2 separate regions of the Homo sapiens genome follow, and region 2 is linked to region 1. A link is an interaction called in ENCODE POLR2A ChIA-PET data of the cell type or tissue named here. Cell type or tissue: PC-9. All regions are shown on one strand.

Evidence for each region. ChIA-PET counts read pairs that join two places held together with the same protein. Peaks named below come from ENCODE experiments on the same cell type or tissue, not always from the same donor. Only the 100,000 strongest peaks of a DNase experiment are listed, where the experiment ranks them.
Region 2: POLR2A ChIA-PET joins it to region 1 with 7 read pairs; 1 of 35 experiments calls an interaction of 5 or more read pairs at or near these places.

The regions. Positions count from the first base shown.
Region 1 is chr14:33,988,541-33,991,040 of GRCh38, reverse strand. All of the region lies in intron 5 of LOC102724945 (a long non-coding RNA gene), which reads left to right. Among named protein-coding and RNA genes, the nearest start is that of EGLN3, 39 kb to the right of the region's middle. In PC-9, no CTCF peak of the experiment used is centred here; DNase peaks (open chromatin) are centred at 750 and 1,090.
Region 2 is chr14:33,841,505-33,844,004 of GRCh38, reverse strand. No RefSeq gene overlaps it. Among named protein-coding and RNA genes, the nearest start is that of EGLN3, 110 kb to the left of the region's middle. In PC-9, no CTCF peak of the experiment used is centred here; a DNase peak (open chromatin) is centred at 1,544; H3K27ac peaks cover 1,175 bases.

The DNA.
Region 1 (2,500 bases):
TTAAAGATAAGCTATTTTCTTTCAGTGAATGGAAGTGTTTGACAGAGAAACACCTTTGGAAGCAAACATTGAGATGTTACTGCAACATGTTCTATTTGCACTGGTGCTTATTATGCCAAGTTTACATTTAAAAAAACAAAGACTCAACTCTGGTTTGGGAGTAATTTACTGGTTCAATTACATTTAATTATTTCAAACTACTAAAATATTGAGGTCTGCTTGACAATTCAGAGATTTATATTGATTGACGGATAGCTGGTAACTGAAAACCCCAGTTGAAAACCCCAGTTTTTGAAGAGATACAGTATAAATAACTAATATAAACAAAACACAACCATTATGATAGTCAATTCGCACACCATTTAATGAAGACTTCTTTGTGAATCAAGTGCTAGATGAGACTGCAAATTTGGAGAAGATGGAAGAAAATGGAAGAGGGCCTGACCCACACCCTCAAAGTCAGGGAACTTGGTAAGTTTAGGGAGGATGGTGTGCCCAACACAGTCAAAGGATCAAACAAAGATAACAGACACAAAAGGAAATCAATCATACGAGGACAGAGTGAAAGTAAAATCTTTTGATGAAAAAATGGATGTTTGAATGTCATGAAGATACTGTAAAAAAAAAAATGGAGGAAAGAAAGCAAATGAATGGTTAGTTCACAAGCTGGCTAATTGCTGGTCTGAAGATAGTAGTCACGGCACTGTTTTGCAAACATAACAGCATCATCAGAACCAACGTGAAAGTAGGCAGTTCTGCAACCAGAGTTCCTGTGTACAAGAGCAACTAAGAAGCCCTTCCCATCAAGATTCCTCTCTGCAAACACATTCCAACACTTTATCAATTTGCTAGTTTGGCAACTCAGTGTTACAATCTGGTCAGATAAGAGATTTTCAGATCTTACAGTGAGAGGAAGAGACACATTTCCTATCCACACAGTGACACTGCCTTTCCACCCCCTGAAAACATGCTCTCTCTCTCTCTTTCTCTCTCTCTCTCTCTCACACACACACACACACACACACACACTACAACGTGTCTAAGTCATTAGCTGTTTGTGCCCTAAATGTGGAACAAGGAATTCCCCAGATGATTTTTAAATTCCAGGGCAATTACTACGTACAGTTTCAAGAGCCAGAAGGAAGAATCAATCTGCCAAGCAACGATTAGGGATGGAATTGCTTGTGCTTCAAAGTATATGCTGGATTAACTTCTAAAGTAGTTAATTACTTTCCAGATCATGCTGTGGTGTCACGTGGCCTAAAGAGAAAACTGCAGCCATCCAGACCTAAGGAGGTGGAAGTAAGGGAAGGTCACGATTTCTATCTTTTAGGCTGTGTCTGATGGGACTGGCTTAAAAGCAAAAGAATCAAAAAGCATTTTTTGTTTTAGCCAAAGCAATATTAAGTAACAGGGTTTTTAAATCTTTAAATATATTAAGTTGTTTAAATGAATCCACTGATGGTTGTTTTAAACATTATAAACTTGTAACCTAAACTGAAGCTGCTTATCAAAGATGCAGTAGCTACATTTTCTTTGCTGAACTACATTCAGATCCAAAGCACTTTTACAATGAATTCAATTTTCCTGGTGGAAAGTAGCAGAATACAGAACCCCCAAAATTCCTTCAGCTCTGAACTACCTAATAGGAGATAAAGGAAATATTGATCTAAATGAAAAGGTTGGCAACAGGGATGAGGTACAGGGCACACATACTGTTTTTCTGTCTTTCCAGGCCCAAGACAATCACCACTTATTTATCATGGCACTATTAACTCCCATCAAGCTTGGTCCTGGCTTCAGAAACCTCAACACAGTGCTTTGGGTGGCTACTACCTGAAAATGCAACTTATTTGCAACCTCTGATCTAGAAGGAATATAAACTCAGAAAAAGATAGTCTAGAAGTACACACTCATCCTCAGAGTTTGTCAATATCTGCCACAACTAGAGAAAATAACCCATGAGATATTTGGTTCATTGACACTACTAATGGTTTCAGTCTTGAGACACTTATCAAGATATTAAAGTTAAAGGGACCAAAGTCATCTTGTTCTATGCCCTCATTTTATAGATCAGGAAACTGCATCAGACTTATGTACATTATCAAAGCTTAGAACGTAGGCTTCCTGGTCTTCCTGCTCCGATGTTCGTCCATGCTGACCCTCTTCTGCTCTACTTATCATATGCTAGGCTCAACGAATCTTTATCATCTTGATTATATCATCTGTGTTCCTACATATAGACGTATGGAGTACTGTATGAAATGTTACTACATGAAAATGATTCACTAGTAAACTAGGACCTTTATCAATATGTAAAATTCAAGTCACAACCTCAAAGGTTAACTTAATGTTCAAAAAATACAAGATGTAGCTGTCTAGAGATTTTTGAATAAAGTAAAATTTAGCATCTGCCTCTAAGAATAAATGCAAGTTTAATAGAGAGGGAAAGAAATTGAACTGGATTTCACAATGAATAATACCAGTTTATACAGATGCA
Region 2 (2,500 bases), 150 kb after region 1:
CTCAGACGAGCTTCTTTACTTGCACATTCTTCAAGATTTAACGCTCTTTCTGTAGAATAATCTTGCTTTACCCAAACACAGAATTATGACTAGGCTACGGGAATGGAAAGATGAAGCTCCCCTACCCGAGTTTCTAATACTGAGTAGGAGACACAGACAGGTAACCCACCTGCAGCCCCTTCCCAGCTCGGAACCATCTTCCTCAAATAGATTACGGGAAAAGGGAGTTAGTTTCCTATCTGTTCCTGAGTTGTCTGCACTACAGCTGTCTTCTATATGGCATGCTCAGGGAAATCTGAGTTAAAATCCCAGGGCTGCCACTTATTAGCTAGATGATATTGAGCAAATTCCTTAACCTGTTTATATCCCAGTTACCGTGTCTGAAAAGGGGGGATAATTATTGTTTCGATATTACAGTTGGTTGTGAGAATTGCAAAAGCATTGTTTTCTGTTTGGTTGTTTTTTGGGTTTTGTTTCTGCTCTGCTGTTCAACTCCTGAGTTGTAAATGTGGATGCATACCTGAGGGAAAGATTATTCTTCCTCATGTCTGTACTGTTTCAGTGTGTGTTTTGCAATCGGTAGCTAATCAAATGATTTTGGGATGGGAACCCAGAAGCAGTGGGAAAGGGAGTCTGCCCACACTCTCACAGCATGTTTATGACAGAAACACAGAATTTGCTTTCTTTAGCTCTTGGCCTACTTTCTTATTCTTTAAGTTGCATTGCTTCTCTGTGCACATATGTGTGCGCACACACACCCATACAGGTATGTGTGCATGCATGTGTATTATTGTGTGACTGTGTGTGCACGTTGATTTCAACTTCTACAAAATAGCCACCAACTGATAATTCTACTATAGCTCAATGGAAGAGAAACATCCCAAAAGTTGGACGGAGAGCTTCCAGGGAGGAAGGCAGGCTCAGATACAATACATTTCTGGCCCTGTCAGCTTCTAGTGCTTTCTGTTTTGAGGGGAAAAAAATGCAAATAAATAATAAATACAATTCACATTAACCTGAGAATTACCTTACAGTGTTTTTTGAAAGGAAAAAAAATAGAGAGTTGAGCTAGCAGATCTATTTCGAGATGATTTAACAGGTGAGAGGGAGTTAGCTGCAATTGTTTTATGTCTCAGTCTATTAGGTACTGTACAATGCGACAGATCTATTATTTATACAGTTGTTCAGCAAAACTTTTGTGGGTTTTTAAATTGACTGTAATGTTTAGCAATTGGAATATAAATTTATTCAAGCCTCTTATTTGGTCGCCTCAATGGTGCATTACAAAGTATTTTATAGTGTCTGATCTGCTTAAGTTTTACAACCAGCTTCCATTGTTCTGCACTTTTTACAGCTAGTGCTGAGAGCAGGGCTGGGTGCCCCTGCCTCCTGTTGGCCCCTAGGGCTGCTCCCAGGGACTGGGGACTGATTCACCAGGTGAACCCAGGATGTAAACAGCACCCACCCCCTGCCTCAACTCCTTTTTAAATGCCTTCCTTTCCCTGGCTTCCTGCCAAGTGTCTATGGTGTGAGATTCTGTTTTGACCTAACCCAACCCCAGTTGGGAATTTGCCTGCCTGGTCCTAGCTATGATGATTAATACTAAATTCTCAAGCTGCTTCTTGCCATGGTTTTTTCCCTTGTTACCAACCTTCTTGAAGTAATGGAATATTACAGTCAGTCTTCATGTTCTCATGAGCCGCTTTTTCCATCGTCTTTTGGCTTCAACCATTACCCACTTATACAAACTACTTTCTCAAAGATCTATAATGACCTCTGGTTGTCAAATTTAAGTGCCTATGTTTTCTGGGTGTCTGCAGTGGTTGACATTGAACACACACTTCTTTCTTGATACCATTTCTCTCCTGATCAGCCTGACATAGCTGATGTGCCTACTTTCATTCATTCTTCTCTAAACTCTTGGTCTTCCCATGCCATCTGGGAACAGCCCAGGCCTCCTCATCTTACATGGTGCATGCACAGATCACATCTCTGCAGCCTTCCCCGTGCATTGCATTTCCACTCACCTCCTCCTCTGAACTCCCCCGTGTGTACATTTTTAATGCTATTTATCACATTTTACTTTATACTAATCGTCATAGCTGGGTCCTTCTTCCCCCGTGACTGTAAGTTCCTTGATACGGGCAGATATGGTGACTGATACAGTTTTGAAATCCCCATGCCGCCTGGCACACCACAGAGCCTCAATTAGTTTACCCACTTTCAAACATGGGTTTTTGAGAAGGAAAGGCAAGAGTGGTGTGAGACGAGGCTGGAGAGGTAGCACAGGGCCAGATAAAGATGACAAGTTTAGGAGTCTTTGAGGATTCTGGATTTTACCCAAAGAACTATATTAGCGCAGGATTTTAAATGTGGGATATGACATGGGTAAAACCAACATTTAGAAATATTTCTCTGCTGGAATGGAGAGGGGCAGGCAAAAGATGGTGGTAGCTTAGATTGATGGTGGGGGACAGTGGGAAGAAAAAAAGGAAAAGAT